Regions from separate parts of the Homo sapiens genome. Here region 1 is linked to region 2. A link is a loop called in an ENCODE intact Hi-C map of the cell type or tissue named here. Cell type or tissue: right lobe of liver. All regions are shown on one strand. Each heading gives the region's core, and the rest is flanking DNA. Links, peaks and the distances in the headings are about the cores only.

What was found. Hi-C counts contacts between places; a loop is a spot of excess contacts. Peaks named below come from ENCODE experiments on the same cell type or tissue, not always from the same donor. Only the 100,000 strongest peaks of a DNase experiment are listed, where the experiment ranks them.
Region 1: it touches region 2 in a loop (2.6-fold over the local background); 3 of 110 quality-filtered maps call a loop at or near these places.

The regions. Positions count from the first base shown.
Region 1 is chr15:68,320,699-68,329,832 of GRCh38, reverse strand. It overlaps ITGA11 (integrin subunit alpha 11), which reads left to right. Exons shown (of 30, transcript NM_001004439.2): 16 at 1,571-1,737; 17 at 3,037-3,179; 18 at 4,592-4,702; 19 at 8,330-8,415. Among named protein-coding and RNA genes, the nearest start is that of FEM1B, 48 kb to the right of the region's middle. In right lobe of liver, for the core only: no CTCF peak of the experiment used is centred there; no DNase peak of the experiment used is centred there.
Region 2 is chr15:68,669,105-68,678,238 of GRCh38, reverse strand. The region is part of intron 2 of CORO2B (coronin 2B); the gene reads right to left. Among named protein-coding and RNA genes, the nearest start is that of CORO2B, 95 kb to the right of the region's middle. RefSeq lists enhancers at 4,176-4,225, 3,800-4,300, 8,402-8,901. In right lobe of liver, for the core only: a CTCF peak has its summit at 4,051 (motif pointing right); a DNase peak (open chromatin) is centred at 4,068.

The DNA of each region.
Region 1 (9,134 bases), core at 702-8,701, 350 kb after region 2:
TACAGGAGCAGGGTCTGTCTCTTCGAAGGTCTGTGCTGCATGTGGGGGCTCTTAGGTCCTTGTTGGTGGTGGTGGTGGTGGCAGCAACAGCAGCCTGGGCTTGCAAGGTGTGTAAAGGTGTCCACTGTGTTGGTTCCAGCCAAGAAAGCATGGCAGATGACCAAGGCCCGGGGAGGAGGTACACAGAACCTAGCAGGTCTTTAAAGTAACATATAAACTTCTCTACAGGAAGCAAGATACACATGTGCACACACACCCCTCAAGAGAATCGGTCTCACAGAAATGATTGGATCAAGCTCTAGCTTTTGAAGTCTACACCTATGTGCTACCTAAATACTGATGAAATTGCGGGCGAGAGCCCTCTGGGAAGACTATGGTCAAGCCCCATAGTTCTCAAACATGACTGCCCATTAGGATCACCAGGGGAGCTTTTAAAATGTCATTGCCCAGGCTTTACCCACACCAATTAAGCAGAATTCTGTGGAGGGACCTGGGCAGCAGTAATTTTTTTTAAACTCCCCAAGTGATTCCAATGGGAAGTCAAGTTTGAGAACTTCAGATGTAACCCACTATGTTGACACAGCACTCTACACTGTCAAAGGACATTCTCACCTCCTCTGATCCTCACAATCCCCCATTGCAAAGATCATGTGACCTGCCAAGGTCCAATGAGGAGCCCGTGGAGCCAAGACTCAAATCCACTCTTTCACGCTACAGTGCAGAGGTGCTGTTCACCTTTATGCTAAGAAGAACAGAGTATTGGCACAGATCATCATGTTGAAGCTATGAAACCTCTAAGCCACTCTACTTCTATTTCTTTTTATATACATTCATGGTTGGGAGAGGCAATAGGTTTCCGTTCCTAATTACATTTGACTTAGGCCGGTATAAGGGTAAATTTGTATTTCCTTGGTTACCTGGATGGGGTAGTGTGGGGGTTAGATGGATGCTGGCTGCACGTTGGAATCACCTGGGGTGCTTTAACGCCTCGCTCTTCGAAGTGTGGTCCATGGAACGTTCACATCACCTGGGATCTTGTTAGAAATGCAAAATCAGTGCCAAGCTATTGGATCAAAATCTGCATTTTAACATGATCCCCAGGGGGCGTGCACACATATGAAAATTTCAGAGGCACTGCTTTAAAACCTGCTAAGGTCTGATTCTGATGTGGTTTTGCCTAGGGTGTAGCTGAGGCACCAGGATTTTTTTAAGCTCTTCAGATGACTCACATGTGCATCCAGGGTGGGGAACCACTGCTATAAAAGATGATGAGGGAGCAAAGGGAAGTCAGCATGATCCACAGCGAGCACAGCCCCTCGGGGAAAGTGCTGAGGGGCTGCATGGAGGGGCCATGAGGTGGCTGAGCCCCTTTCGCCCCGTGCTCGCTCTTGCCAGTCCTTTGACATCCGAAGCCCCCTCCATCCTCCACCTCGCCCCCTCCATCCTCCACCTCACCCCCTCCAGTGGCTTTGCAGATCCCACTCGCATCTGGTTCTTGTCTTTCCCCATGGTCACAGCAGGGCAGCCTGAGCCCCTGCCCCACCCCAGCTCACTGGCCCTTCTCCTCCAGGTCCCGCCCAGTGGTTCAGATCAATGCCAGCCTCCACTTTGAGCCATCCAAGATCAACATCTTCCACAGAGACTGCAAGCGCAGTGGCAGGGATGCCACCTGCCTGGCCGCCTTCCTCTGCTTCACGCCCATCTTCCTGGCACCCCATTTCCAAACAACAACTGTTGGTAAAGCAGGCCCCTCCTTTCTCCCCACCCCCAGACTCCAGTCTCCCCCTGCACCTTGCTCTATTTCAAAGCCTGGGCTTTTCCCAAAATGGGTGCTAAGTGCCAGGTCGCCCAAGAGCCACCTTGGATGACTACTGGATCCCATTTGATGCTCTCATTCCAAAGGGCAAAGAGGGGATGTCATGCCAGGGTGAGAGTGGCAGTGAGCAGGGGTGATCATGACAGGGAGGACAGGAGAAGAAGGAAACAGTCTGGGCGTAGAGTTTGGATCAGAGCACAGGACTGATGCCAGTGGAGAAAAGTGGGGTGTGGAAGCCCAGAAGTCTGCCTGGATGCAGACCCAGGAGTCCTACAGGGGGGGTGCTGGAAACCAGGAGGCCAGGTCAATGAGACCCCAGCAGCAGGGAGCCCCGCTCAGAAGTGGGTGTGAGTCCACAGCAGGGCAGTTTCCTTCTGAGGGTCCATCACTTCCAGCTAAGTCTGGAGTCAGACACCTACTCATGACAGCCCTGGCCCCAGGTGGTCTCAGGAAGTGAGCTGCGGGTTCCAGGACTGTCTGTGCTGGCACAGGAAACAGGGACTCAGGGAGTCTCTCAGCCAAGGAGCAGGACCAGACAAAGAAGAGACCAAAGGGAAGATGAGGACAAAGGTGGGCCTGGGGGCTGTGCCCCTCTCTTTCAACTTCTGTCCCTGAGAGGAGACAGATATGAGAGCCAGCAGCAACCTGCGGGCGTGCTGGAGAACAGGAGAAGGGACTGAGCCTTTCCGGGAATTGGCAAAACCTAACTGAAGGGGAGGAGGCAGCAGGGTTTATGCCCCAGAATAGAGTCAGAGATTTGAGGATCCGGCAGGAAGGGGCTGGCCAGCCCTCCTTGGTGTGAGAGGAAGTACCCAGCAAAGGCTCTGACCAGCCCTGAGGGGGATCCCAGAGCCCAGGGAAAGACAGGGAAGGTGGAGGGAGAGGCGGAGGGGGTTGTTGACTGCAGCAAGGGCTCAACATGACACCACCCTGGCCCCACATCCTGTCTCCCCTCCTCATCTGCGGTGTTCACTTTCCCTCCACTTCTTCCTTCTGCTCTTTCTCCACCCTCTTCCTCCCCCTTTTCTTTGGTTCCTTCCTTTACCTTCCTCATGCAATCACTTGCTCTCCATGTGGGAGTTTCTCACCCACACTGGGGCTCGTGAGAGGAAAGGAACAGCTCTCCCCTGGCCAGCCTGGGGGGCTTCCTGGAGGAGGCAGACAGTCTTGGATGGGCATGTGGCTCCACCTTTGTGGTCTTGCCCTCTCCCCTCCTGCAGGCATCAGATACAACGCCACCATGGATGAGAGGCGGTATACACCGAGGGCCCACCTGGACGAGGGCGGGGACCGATTCACCAACAGAGCCGTACTGCTCTCCTCCGGCCAGGAGCTCTGTGAGCGGATCAACTTCCATGTCCTGGTAAGCTGGCAGCCCCACCAGCAGAGCCCAAGCTCCTATAGGAAGGAGCATCTGCCGTGGGAGAGGCAGAGAGTCTGCCTGGCTGGTTCTAAGCCCCCAGCAGACCTCAGGAAGCCAGCCAGGGACAGTGTACCCTGACCTTGGCCACTCCACATTCCCACCTCATGCCCCAGAGACACGCTACATACCACCTCACTAGACATCCTTCCAAAACCTCTTCTCCTGCCACTCTCAGATGCCGAAGGGAGGAAGGTGGGCTCAGTAGGTCCAGCAGAGAGAACTAGGAGCAGCTGGTGGGGGGCACAGCCCCAAAGGGAGGGATAAGCAGGCAGCAGCTAACAATTAAAGGCCAGGTCCAGGAGACAGTGGCATGTACAAAACAGGAGGTGAGACAGAGAGGGGCGCCAGTGATGTCACAAGTAGGGTAGTGGCCTGGTGCCCCATTTTATAGCTAAGGAAGAGAATGAGAGGTTTACTTCCATCCAGAGATACCAAATACCCAGCTCACAGCTCCAGCCCCAGAGATGCAAGCAGGGTCACTCAGAGCCCTCCTGGTCCCAGTAGTTCAATGGCCAGAGTTCAGAGATGTGAGCAGGTCTGAGAAGGTGCATCCCTGTTAAGGGGCCCCCTGAGACGCATCCACACCAGCAGCATCTTCATCCTCCCCACAAACTTGGAAATTCACTTGTTCTGACTCAGAAACTCTGGGGCTGGGGCTGGGGCTGGCGCCAGCACCCTGTGTTTTAACAAGCTCCCAGGGGACTCTGGTGCCAGCTCAGGTTTGACAGCCACTGCCTTTATATAATCAGGGATTGCAGGTTCCAAGGGGAAATTTTTAGGCTGCTCTAAGCAACCCCTTTACTTACCATCTATGCTCAGAACCAACCTGAGCGCCCCTGTCTTGCTCACGAGTTTGTTCATTCACCAATTCCACATGCTGAAGCCCTTATCACAGTGCTAGGGCCATGCTGGGAGGCTCCAGGCCTATTCCTTGCTTGGGAAGGAAGAGTGACACACAGTCATATGGTTCAAATGCTACATGAGCAGCAGGCGTAACTGGTCTGAAGAGAGTGGTGGGTGGGGTGGGATACAGGCGGGCACTGCCAGGCTTCCCAGAGGCCGAGGTACCCGGGCAATGGGAGTCTGGCCCCGAAGGATGTGCAGGAGCTTGGCAAAACAGCCAGGCAGCTAGGTTGGCATGAGCTGAGCTTGGAGCTCCTTTCACAGAAGCACACTCTTCCCACCAACAGACCCGCTAGAAACCTCCATCCACCTGCAGACTCACCCTGAGGGCACAGGGCAGCTGCCCTGCCATCTAAGGAAGGTGGAAGTTCTATCTCAGCATCCACGGTCCTGGCTCATAAAATGACGTTCTCTCCTCCCTCACCGCTGCCCTCATCTCCACCCCCCAGGACACTGCTGACTACGTGAAGCCAGTGACCTTCTCAGTCGAGTATTCCCTGGAGGACCCTGACCATGGCCCCATGCTGGACGACGGCTGGCCCACCACTCTCAGAGTCTCGGTACATCTCGGTACAGGGCACGCACCTCGGGCATGAACCCCACCCCCACCTCCACCTCAACCCCAAAGCCCAGAGCCTGAGTGTGCCGGGTACAGAGGACACCATCCCTCATCTCACCTTCCCACCTCCTGTCCTGGCAAACCCACAGTGTGGCTCCTTCCTGCCTCTCTCGGGGCCTGTGCTGAGTGTTAGCAGATCAATTCCTTAAGGGCAAGGCCCAGGCCTTCTCCTGTTCAAGTTTCCCCGTATCCCCAGCACAGGGGAGCACAGGGTGAGCACCGGAGAAATACAAAGAACCACTGGATGAGAAGGGATCGGAGATCTTAATCACCCACCTCCCTCCTTTACAGATGAGGACAATGGAGACCAGAGAGTGACTCTTAGAGCCTGGGGTTCTGCTTGTTAGGTGACTAACTGATTCACAGAGCTCCTAAGTATTGCAAAAAGAAGTGTTTTAACTGACTGACAGCGGTCCTAAGCATTCCAAAAAGAAGCGGCCCCATCCCTCAGCCACATTTTCTAATCCCTGGCTCTGGGGCATCCAAAATGTTTGACATCTAACATTCAAATGCTCCCTGCAGCCGCAACTCCATGTAAATCCCACTCAAGGAAAATGTCAGGCAGTGATCAATTCTGCTGCTGTGCTGCAAGAGCAGGCAAAAGTTATAAAATGGAATAGCTAATGCCTGAACCTTGAGGATTTGGGAAACAACTTTTAAGCACACCACGGTGCTCTTAAGCCATTCTGTGAGGTCCAGTCTCTGAGCAACGTCTGTGTGAGTGACAGAGTCCAGCCAGGAAGCAGTTTCAGAATTATTCAAGTTCTTACCTGCATTTCTTCAACACCAGGAAAGGACCGTACAGTCCACAGCAATGCCCCTGAAAACCTCCCCTTCTCTCATTCACACCCATCATCCCCCACAGCCCCTCCACACCCCTCTCCCCAGGCCTCCCACAGTCCCCTGCCAAACCTCCGTCCTCACACCTCCCCTCTTTCTCCTAAGTCTGAGCTCCTGGGCTGGCAAAGCTGGATTCATCGTTAGTGAGCCGGGAGAAGGGGAAAGCTGGGCGCACTAAGTCATTTTTGTCCTCTCGCAGTAATTACAAAGTCACTATGGCAAATGAATGAGTACGTGGCACTCACCCCACAAGCATGCTGAAGCCCACAGTGCAGATTAACACACAGGGTAATCCCTGCTCTGACACCGACGATCTCCGTGCAAGGTGGTAATGAGCAGCACAGGTCAGGTGGGAGGCAGTATGCACTTGGAGGACGTACAATCAAGCAATCAGATGATAGGTCAGAGGGCCTTCCTGGAGGAGGGAGCCTTTGGCCAGACTTTAAAGGCTAGGCAGGATTCAGACATGCAGAGACAGGGAGGATGGGCTTTTATTCCGGGAGAGCTGACAGCATCACCAAGGCAGGGAAATAGGAAAGGCAGGATGCAGCTTCAGGTAAACCCCTTTCTCACCTTATAAAGAAAAGGTGAGAAACAGAGCTGAAAACTTTGTAGAGCAGCTAAGTTTCTAAAACTCTGATTTATCTGGATTTCTAGCCCCCAGCAAGTGAGACACATTCTTCCCATCATTCTACAAAGTCTTACTTTGCCTCTACTAAATGCCCAGCGCTGTTCTAATACCATAATATCTGGCCTGTTGGGGAAGTGAGCCATCCCATATTATTGAGTGTAACAGTTGCTTATTACATTAAATTATTTATTTTAATCAGCCAGATAGAAATTCTTCTGAAGGTCATTATATAGTTCTCAAACTTCTTAAACAGTATGCTGAGTGGGAGCTGGCTGTTTTTTCTTTGAGACTTGAACTCACCAGGATGAACTTTGGTGCTAGAATGCCGTAAAGCCCCTATCCTGAACTAAGTTCCTTTCCCAAACGGCTCCACGGTGACCCCTGGATATGGCTTCGCTGGCTACCATTGCAGTCGGCAGGTCCACCTTGCGGTGGGGAGCTGAGGGGCGAGATGGGTAGATCAATGCCTAAAGCAAGAGCGTGTGGATCTGACTGAGGGCCAGAGAGCTCTCCTTCGAGAAAAGTTAATGAATTTAAGATACACATGACTTTGTGACACCTGTTTCCTCTCCCCTGGTTTGGGCTGTGTTGTCGGTAGTGACAGTTACTGCCCCTCAGCTCCAGGCTTGAATATCCATCTGCCTGCTGAGGTCCTCGCCCTGGGTGGGCCACAGGCACTTCAAACTCAACATGCCGCACACTGAACTTCTCACTTAACCCCTACTTTCTTTTTTTTTTTTTTTGAAATGGTATCTCCCTCTGTCACCCAGGTTGGAGTGTAGTGGCACGATCTTGGCCCACTGCAGCCTCTGCCTGAGTTCAAGCAATTCTCCTGCCTCAGCCTCCCGAGTAGCTGGGACTGCAGCCACTGCGCCCAGCTAATTTTTGTATTTTTTAGCAGAGACAAAGTTTCACCATGTTGGCCTGGTTGTTCTTGAACTCCTGACCTCAGTTGATCCACCTGTCTCAGCCTCCCAGAGTGCTAGGATTACAGGTGTGAGCCACCACGCCCAGCCAACCCCTGCTTTTATTACCAAATGCCATGATTATCCTTCTAGACACCTAAAAAAGAAACTCAGCTGACACCCTGGACCCCTTTCTCCCTCAGCCCCGACAACCTCCAGGTTCCTATTGATCCCGCCTCTGGGGTCACTAACCTATTTCCTCCTCTCATGCCCACTACCACACCGACACCAGCGTCATCTCTTGCCCGAATGTTGTGGCAGCCTCCTCAATGGTCTCCCTGCCTCGAGCCTCCATCTTCTCACTCCATTCTCCCACAGCAGCCAGGGCAGCCTTCAGCATGCAGGTCTGTCAGGACATTCCCTGCCTGAGGCATTCGGCGACTCCTACCAGTTGCAAGGAATGACCCCAAGGCCCTGTAAACACAGGCCCCTGACCATCTCTTCCTCTCTCCCACCCCTGTGTCTCTTACCACAGCAACACTGACCCACCTATCATTTCCCAGACTCACCGTCCCGCTCCTGCCCCAGGGCCCCTGCATCAGGCCGTCCTTCCTCCTGGACTTCACCACCTCCATCCCGGTCCACACAGCTACCTTGACCGTCCTTCAGAACTCTGATCCCCTGTCACTTCCTCGAAGGCTTCCCTGACTTCCTACAGGCCAAAACAGCTGTTTCTCCTCTCTGCCTCTTCTATTCCTCATGCACATTTCTTTTCGGTTTTTTTGCACATTTTACACTAGTGATTTGTTCATACACCAATCTTCCCCTTGAGCTGAGGGCAGAAGCTGCATCTTTCTTGTTTTGTATCCCCAGTACCAAAGCCCTTGCCCACACACAGTAGATGATCAATAAATGTTGACCAGAACCGCTCTGCTGGGTGAGTGGGGGTGGGGGTTCTGTGCCATCAGCTCAGTTATGAACTGGAGGGGAGCCAGGAGGAGCTGAGCTTTGAGCATCGTTTTAAAGAGGGAAGCATCTATGGAAAAGCACAAGACAGAGCAGTGTGGTGTCTGGGGACAGTGCAGGAAAGCCAGCCCATGTCTAGTGTGGTGGAGACAGAGCTGGTGTACATTGAGGGCGAGGGGCTGCGGGTCCCTACCCAGCTGCCCACACCTGGCTCTCCCTGGCCCAGGTGCCCTTCTGGAACGGCTGCAATGAGGATGAGCACTGTGTCCCTGACCTTGTGTTGGATGCCCGGAGTGACCTGCCCACGGCCATGTGAGTTGGCTCCTTCCACCCCCACCCTCGCCCCTTCCCCTTCACTGCCAGAGGCTCTGGGGCTCCTGGGGCCCTGGATTATTTCCTGGACATCCTCCTCACAGGCAGCATGGATCAAACATTGCACTTGGAGCCTGCGTTCTAGCCCAGGCTCTGCCACCAACTCCTGCATAACCTCAGGAAAGTCTCTTCTGTAATATGAAACTACTAGTCTAATCTAATTTCAAATTTTGTTAAAAAAAAAAAAAAAAAGAAACCCTTTCTTCGGAGCCCACATTACAAAATAGATGAAAGGTAGAGACAGGAGTCTCTGGAGTTCTGGGTGCTTGTCCTTCAGCCCCCAGATGAGGTGACCTCTAGGCCCGCTGGCTGAACACCTTGGGCTTTCCAATCCTTCTGATGGAAAGATGCCAGGGACACCAGCCGAGGGTGAGCAGGGGACCTACAATCCCCTGGAAGAGACAAACGAACATACAAGGGAAAATAATGAACAATATCATATTCTTAATTTATGTAACATATTTTCCAATAATTTATGCTCAACTTTGATCCAACTATGAGATGATTTAGATAGAAAACATATATACCATGACATAGATAATAAAGAGAAATAGCACATTCAAAACTTGTAGAAGGATAATGGAGCACATATTCTAACCAGCTAGGCTAAAATAAGGATTATCTCTACATTAGTGCTGAGCTTCCTAGCAGCCAAGGCC
Region 2 (9,134 bases), core at 380-8,379:
TCCTTCTCTGACAACAGGACCTGGGTCTGCTGTCCTCCCAGACTCAGTGGGAAAGGTCCTAACCCCGCCAGTGTTGTAGGAACAGCCAGCAGCCAGTGGCACGGGTGCTGTACAAGTCATCTGGGGGGAAAGTCAAGTGCATGTTAGGCCTTTGTCAGGAAGCAACAGACCTTGCAGGGGAAAGGAGAGCTCCTGTTAATTATGGAGGGGCAAGGCAGCCTCCTGGGCCAGGGGGCTGGGCCCCACCAGGCCTCCGAGAGGCAGGAGATTTTCATGAAATAACAGGAAACCCTCAATCCAGCCAACGTTCATGTTTTTCCATGGCTGCAGAGAGCCTGTGGCTGGCTGAACCAGGGGATCAGGACCTGTTCTTGACACAGTAGAGGGGACTTGGCCACCCAGCTATGGTGAAGGAGAGGGTGAAGGCAGGAACAGACATATCAGGAGAGGGGAGGCAGGAGACACACAGAATGGGGCTGGGCAGTGGGTGAGGAACCCTCCAACCTGGTAGGGTTGTTTTATCTGCAGAATGGACAGGGGCTGGCACAGGGTGGACAATTTCCCAACACGAAGTCACCAAGGCCTATGACAAAGACAGCTATTTTCTTCCTGCCCATGGAGGTTTTGAAGGTCCGCTCCCAAGTAACCTTTGCCTCTCCAAGCAAATCCCTGAAAACCCCTGGAGCACAGCCTCAGCATCCCCCCGCCACCATCTGGCCTTTCCCAGAAAAGCTGCCTCCCAGCTGCCCAAGGAAATGCTTTCTCTGTGGCAGAGAGGGGCCCTTGTCCTTAGCCATTGCATGACAGGGAGAGGGTCTCAGCTCCACCCTCTGCTGTGTGGCCTTCAGCTAGCCCTATCCCTGTCTGGGCCTCATCTGTATCATCTGTACAATGGGGCTTTGTGCGGGGTGACCTTTGAGGTTCTGGAATTTTCTTACTTGCAGTCTCTGCTCAGGCCCAGTGGGAATGACCAGCAGTGCACCCTGCAAATATAGTGATGGGGCTTGGGGTTCAATTGGGAGCTTTGCAGGAAGGGCAGAGGAGCAAGCTTTGGAGAGGAAGAGGGAGCACTGACAGATGGCTTGGAGGAGAGGGAGGGTGTGCCTCCGGGGCTCCAGGCCTGGCGGGGAGCACAGTCCCGAAAGTGCTGCAAAAACAGGTCTTGGACTGGGCACCGTGGCTCATGCCTGTAATCCCAGCATTTTGGGAGGCTGAAATGGGAGGATCACTTGAACACAGGAGTTCAAGACCAGCCTGGGCAGCACAGTGAAACCTGTCTCTACAAAAAAAAGAAAAAAAATTAGCCAGGCATGGTGGTGCACACCTCTGGTCCCAGCTACTTGGGGAGGCTGATGTGGGAGGGTCCATTGATCCAGGAAGTAGAGACTGCAGTGAGTCGTGATGGTGCCACTGTACTCCACCCTGGGTGACAGAGCATGACTCTGTCTTAAAAAAAAAAATAATCCAGAAGAAACAAAAAACACAGATCTTGGGCCACCTCTAGACCTCCTGAGTCAGGTCAAGGCCTCTGGGAACAAGCATTTTAAACACTCTCCTCAGGTGGCTGCGGTGTGCGCATGCTAGCACAGAGGTGACAGCAGGACTTGGGAAACACGGCTGAGACCTGCACTCCAGCTTGAGAGTCTCATGGACTCTAGTTCAAGTCCTGCCTCTGCAGCTTTCTGAGAATAGCAGCCCCATGTCACAGGGGAACAGGGACAGTGTATGGAGGTGTCTGGCATTTGACGGGTTTAGGCAGCGGTGGTTATCCTTGCAGACCCCTTACCCTCTGGCACCTCAGTCCTGACAGCTGAGGAAGGTGACCTGAAGCTAGATTGGCCCCCGGAAATTAAAGGCTAAGGTGGGCCAGGAGGCAGAAGTCCTGCTTCAATTCAGAATCCTCTGGAGGGTTTGTGCAGCTCATCATGACTCCTATGTCCCTCACCCACAGATGCGGACGCTAGCAGTCATGTTAGCACCACAAGTGTGGGCCACTGCCAGCACACACACGCTAAACTGATTGGATCATAATGGGCATCTAATTCAAGCTGAGCCAATCAGATATCCTTATCTGCCCACACTGTGCCCTTGCACACACAAACACACAGCTGATTGGGCCAGGATGAGCGTCTAACTCAAGCTGAGCCTATCAGATTCCCTGACCACTGTATTTAAATTCAGCCACCCCTCCACCTGCCCACACCCCTGTCCCCTTCCCTAATCAATTTCTCCTCCTAGCATTATTCTATTCTATTCTATATTCTATTCCATTTCTGTTCTATTATTATACTATATTATACCCTATAATCCACTTTATTATCTGTCTCCTCCGCTAGCGTGTAGGCCCCATGAAGGCTGGGGTTTTTGTCTGTTTTGTTCACTGCTGGGTCCCCAGTGCTTCCCACAGTGCCGGGTACAGAGAAGGTGCTCAGTAAAAATTTGTTAAGTGAATAAATTCTCTCTTCCAGGAGGTGGAATTGCAGCTAACATTTACAGAGAACCTACAATGTGTTAATGTTTTCTAAGCACTTTAAATATGTACTAACTTGTTATGATCTCCATGACCTTGGTTTTACAAAAATAGATCTATAAACATCTTATTTGAGTCTCACTACCTCTGTGGAGGAGTTATCATTTCCCTAACTTCAGAGATGAGACAACAGAGGCTCAGAAGGGTTCATGGTCTTGCTCAAGATCACGCAGCAACTAAGTGGCAAAGCTCAAACTAGAATTTACAACTTCACCTCCTACCTCCTCAAGTCCCCATTTCTTTCCAGACACAGGATACCCCTCCTCTGCCTAGAAGATGCTATTCCTGCCCTCAGAGGCTTTACTTTCCCTGGGAAGGTGAGCTAGAGGAAGAGACAGCTCCAAAGGCCCAAGCAGAGGCTGAACTGACCGAGGAAAGGGAATTGACACAGCTTGTTTCCTGTCCTCAAAGTTACTGTGAAATCCTCATGAATGACTGACAGCAAAATGGGAGGCAGCTGCCGCAAGGGGAATTCCAGAGCATGCTGAAGCGGGGTACAAACATTCCAATTCATGCTGGACTAGAAGTATTTTCGCCATCATGGCTGCCTTCTTCAGATTACCTTCTGCTCTATTTCCCAATTTCAGTGTGGCTCACGGAGCTGAGAACAATACTGTAGTTCCAGCCTGTGGTCTGACCAGTACAAAAGGAAGGGGGAAGAGTTCCTCTTTCTTCTTGCCTAAGTCTTTTTGCCTTATAAAAGAATCTCTGACTCTCTAGCTGACTGATACCTGAAGTTCTACTATTAGGGATTCATTCCTTTCGTGCTCCACCTTGCTGCTCTCAAAATAAAATAAAAATACCCCTAAAGAGAGTGTAGTGGGAGATAATATTGGTCACTGTGGACTCATTCTGAATAAGCTTTGAGAATATTCCTGAAGGCAGGTCTGAGGGAAAAGAGCATGAGGGCACTGGTGGAAAGGCTGGAGGGAGAAAGAGGGAATAAGGTAGTTGGGATCAGGGCAAACTCTTACTCCAACCCTGCCTGGTGAGGTCATGGAGCACTGCTGAGTTTGATGTTCTTCGCGTGTGCTCCACGGAGAAGCCACTGCCCACGAGCCTTTCTCTGGCGGTCAGGGCCCCTACTCTTCCACCCCACCGCCAGTGCAAGTCCAGTTTGGGGAGGGCACTTGCTTGAGGTCACCCAGTGAGTAAGAGGGTGATGGCTGTGCCAGGCCACACCCAGGTTTGCAGACACCCAGGCCAGTGCCCCATCCCACCTGTCAGTTCTGGAGACCTTGCTCACAGGAAGGGGCAGCAGGGTCACCTGAAGACCCAGGGCACACAATCACCTGGGGCATTCGCTGGCTTCAGTCCCGAGTTACAGACACTGGCGGGCATTCTGATGGCCTCGTCTGTCTTCCGGGCACATGTGTGCAGAGAATATATACTACCCACCGTCCCGAAGCCCCCAGCAGGGAGCTCTCAGACCCCAAAGGGTTGCTTCTTCTCTGGAAAGCCTCGCCTAGCCAGAGGGCAGCATCGTGGCCAAGCAGGAAAGCTGTGCTACCAGCATTCCACCAGCAGAGGGCGGTGGCTGCGCTACTCTCAGCCACATCCAAGCTCTTAGACTCTGTGGGAGGGAACTGAGCCGACCAGGACCCGAGACACACACGCAGCCTCTCTCCCGCTCCCAGTCAACCCCAGCTCACAACTGTGCCCATCACTTAGAAAATTCTTCATAATGAGATGAAAATCCGCCTCCTTCTAACTTTTGCCATAAGCTCCTACTGCTGCTTCTGGGTCCACCGAAAAAGTCAACCCTTCTTTTATTTGTCAGCTCTTGGGAGCTGGAGTCCCTTTCCTAGTTAGTCACCCACGGTGCTGTGGGTCTTAGCGGGACACTGTCCTTTTTTTTTTTTTTTTTTTTTTTAGACGGAGTCTCGCTCTGTTGCCCAGGCTGGAGTGCAGTGGCGCCATCTCGGCTCACTGCAAACTCTGTCTCCCCCGTTCAGGTGATTCTCCTGCCTCAGCCTCCTGAGTAGCTGGGATTACAGGCGCATGCCACCACGCCTGGCTAATTTTTGTATTTTTAGTAGAAACGGGGTTTCACTATGTTGGCCAGCTGGTCTCGAACTCCTGACCTTAAGTGATTCGCCTGCCTTGGCCTCCTAAAGTGCTGGGATTACAGGCATGTGCCACGGAGCCCGGCCAAGACACTTTCCTTTTTTAAGAAAATTTTATTTTATTGAGACAGTGTCTCACTCTGTGTGCCCAGGCCAGAGTACAGTGGCATGATCATAGTTTACTGCAGCCTCGACTGTCCAGTCTCAAGCAATTCTCCTACCTCAGCCTCCCAAGTAGCCGGACTCAGGCATGCTTGGCTAATTTTTTATTTTTTTCATTTGAGAGACAGGGTTGCCCAGGCTGGTTTGGAACTCCTGGGCTCAAGCAATCCTCCCACCTCAGCCTTCCAAAATGCTGGTATCATAGACGTGAGCCATTGTGCCCGACCTCCTCTTTCTTTCTCATCTTTAAGAGATTGATGGATCCCAATCAATTCTGAGGCTCCTTCCAACTCTGACATTCCAAATGACACCCCTTTCAGTTACTGCTGAAGGGCAGAAGAGGGCAGACTCTGCACTTCCACCACCCACCTACCGGCTTAGGTTTCCAGCACTCACAGTGGCCCCCATTCACCACCCCTGTAAGCTACAACTTGTTTGTAGACCCTTTCCCTGGGGGTGTGGGTTCTCCTGCCTGCTATGTCCTCACATCCACCTGCACCTGATCTCATCTTCAACCCATACCCCACACCCTGGTACCCCCCATTAGGCGCATCTGATCCAAACTGTGATGTGAGGGGCTGCTCTAAGGTCGCCGAGCTCACATTATGTGGCTCTCACATCCCACCTGCAGTCCCTGGCCACTTGGTGGGGGTGGGGAGGGGCAGGCTCATGGGGTGGCAGGTCCCTGCCTCATAACCTAAGGGGCCTGGTTTGCTGCCTGATGTATCTCCTCCCTCTCCACCTCTCCCTAGGCCACTCCATCCCAGAACAGGATTCTTCCTGGTTCTAGAGGCACCATTTCTTCACTTCCAAAGCTGAGCCACTGTATCACTTGCAGTCTCTTTTGAGAGTCAGATGAATTCACTGTCCTCAGACATTTCTGTTTTAACTTCAAAAATGATGTGTATTATACTTGGCTCACGTCTGTAATCCCAGCACTTTGGAAGGCCGAGATAAGAGAATTGCTAGAGTCCAGGAGTTCAAGATCAGCCTGGGCAACATAGTGAGACCCCATCTGTACACACACAAAAATTAGCCAGGCATGGTGGTGCACATCTATGTCCCGGCTGTTATACAAACATTCTATGTACTTGGCTCATGCCTGTAATCCCAGCACTTTGGGAGGCTGAGGTGGGAGGATCACTTGATTCCAGGAGACTGAGGCTGCAGTGAGCTATGATTGTACCACTGCACCCCAGCCTGGGCGACAGAGTGAGATTCTGTCTCAAAAAATTTTTAAAAACCAGAAAATTATGCATACTCAAAGAAGATGACTTGAAAAACACCAAAAAAGTACACACACACACACACACACACACACCTCCCGATTACCAAGTTGCTCAGGGATAGTTGCTGTTACTTTAGATATAAATCTTCCCCATGCTGCACTCAGCGAACAAGTGGAGTGGGATCTTTTCACCCCGGTTCACTATTCCTGTGGGCCCCATCATGCTCTCAAGGGCTTCCAAAAAAGCTGGGCACAGTCAGAACTTTGGGAGCTTATGGATAGCCCCTGACTGCCCCTTAGAACACACCTTTCCCTGTTAAGCACTTTAACCCTGGGATGGTCTCCTGTAATCTCACCTCCTAGTATACATGCCTTGTGTAGTCCCCTCCCATATTGCACCAGGGTTGGTCTGTGTTACTAATAGAATGTGGCCAGGGTTACACAAGATTCCAGTTTCTGCCTGGGCTCTCTTGCTCTCACCTGGATCACCACTCAGAGGAGGCCAGCTGCCATGAGTGAGAACACTTAGCCTATGGAGAGACCAGGTGTGAGGGACTGAGGTCTCTGGCCAACAGCCTGCAAGGAAGTGAGGCCTCCTGCCAATAGCTGCAAGAATGAGCTTGGAAGTGTATATTCCCCAGTCGAGCCTTCAGATGACTGCAGCCCTGGCCGACAGCTTTAACGCAACCAAATGAGACCCTGAACCAGAACTACCCAGCCACATTTTGGGGTAATTTGTTATGCAACAACAGAACATTAACACAGCTATATTTTCTATTTGTTGTGAGGGAGGCAGAACAGGCATTATCATCTCAGATTTTGATATGGGAAACTGAGGCAGGTAAGCCATGTGGGTGAGGCTTTGGCTCATATGTGGGTCTACAGCCAACAGGGATGTTGAGCCAATTTTCCTGGGTCTCAAACTGTGGGCACAGTCCCTGACATTCCAGAAGATTCCTCTTCACTTTTTAAGAAAGTAGGAAAAAAAAACAACAACAGAAAAATTGGGAAATACAGAGGAAGAATAATTCCTATTATGTCGTGGTGAGTATCAGCTCCATTTTATGCCCAGCTGGAGAGAGTGGTTGTGGTTCCTTTTCCTGTGCCATTGAACATTCTTGAACAGCATGATTTTCACGGCTGCGTTGTATTCCTCAGTGTGGCTGTACTACAATACCTTATGCAATTCCCTACTTTTGGATCCATAAGTGCTTTATAATTTCCAATACTCTAAAAAGGCTGAGGCAAACATAGTAGCTGAATTCTTCCACACATGAATTTTTAAAAAGATAAATTATTGTAAGTGAAAATGCTAGGTAATAGATCTGCACTTTAAAAAAATGCTTTTGTTATGAATTTTAAGATGCCTTTCACAATGGTTGTACTAATTTACACTCCTGTCAGCAACTCAAGAGAATGGCCATTTCCCTATAACCCTGACAGCACCCAATATTATAATATTTTTATCTGCTTATTTTCAGATGAAAAATATCTCATTGTTTTCCTTTGCAAGTCTTTGATGCTTTGTAAGGTTGCTTATATCTTCATTTGCTTAGCAGATATTTGCATTTATTTGCTTGTGAATCTTCTGATTCTATGAGGTCCTCAATTATTTCCTAATGGTGTATTGGTGTTTATCTTTTTCTTAATAATTTATAAGAGCTCTTTGTATATCAGAGATATTAATTCTGTGTATTAGTTCCTTATCACATTCATTGCCCCTTTTCACTTCTGATCCATCTACGGAAACTAATGATTCTAAATATTTTTGCTGGCTGGGCGCGATGGCTCATGCCTGTAATCCCAGCACTTTGAGAGGCTGAGGCAGGAGGATCACTTGAGCCCAGGATTTCAAGAGATCAGCCTAGACAACACAGTGAAACCCTGTCTCTACCAAAAAAAATTAAAAAATTAACCAGGCTTAGTGGTGCACACCTGAAGTCCCAGCTACTTGGGAGGCTGAGGTGGTAGGATAGCTTAAACCCAGCGGGTGGAGGTTGCAGTGAGCTAATATCACGCCACTGCACTCCAGCCTGGGCAACAAAGCCAGATCCTGTCTCAAAACAAAACAAACCACTAAGTACTTCTGCTTTGCCATCTTGATTCTGATCCAGACCTCTACTAGTTGGTTATCTATACATAATTTTTCAAAAATTTTTAAATTTTTCTTTATTTTTCCCCCCCTTTTTTTTTTCTGAGACAGAGTCTTGCTCTGTCACCCAGGCTAGAGTGCAGTGGCATGATCTTGGCTCACTGCAACCTCTGTCTCCTAGGTTCAAGCAATTCTCTTGCCTCAGCCTCCTGAGTAGCTGGGATTACAGGCATGCGCCATCATGCCTGGCTAATTTTTGTATTTTTAGTAGAGATAGGGTTTCACCATGTTGGCCAGGCTGGTCTCGAAGTCCTGACCTCAAGTGATCCACCCACCTTGGCCTCCTGAAGTGCTGGGATTATAGGCATGAGCCACCACACCCAGCCTTATTTATTTTTTCTTATTTGGTTTATTTCTCCAAGAAAAATATATTTATTTTATTAACAGGAAACTGTCAGGGGTTTCTTTGTTGAGCCCAAAACCCACCATTGGATTGATATTTTTAGAAAGTTGAATTTTTTTTTCCTGAAACTCACAGCTAACTCAGAGCCAGCATTGCCCATTGAGCTCAACGAAAGTGAGGCCAAAAGTCAAGGTCAGTCCCGGGAATAGATTGCTCTTCTTGGCTGTCCTAGCCCTGGCCCACTCATGCATTCACGCAAAGCATACTGCAATTTCAGTCAGAGAACACATCCCACCCACCAGGCTGGAAAACTGACCACACTCTTCACAGCCACTTCCCACCTTGGCCCTGGCCAGCAAGATTCCCTGTTCCCTTTAGGGAATCTGCCCAACTGCAGAGGTGCCAAGATGCCCGTGTGGATTTCACACACCCAGTTGTGTCCTGAGAGATAAAGGCTCCAAGTCGCCTTCACCTCAGCACAGTGAACAGGCCATGGTCTGGGCGTGAACAGGGCTCCCTGCTTCTCAAGGCCGAGTCCTGTCTCCGGCTTGCTTGCTTGCTTGCTTGCTTCCTTTCTTTCTTTTCTTTTCTTTCTTTCTTTTCTTTTTCTTTCTTCTTTCCTTTCTTTCTCTTTCCTTCCTTCCCTCCTTCCT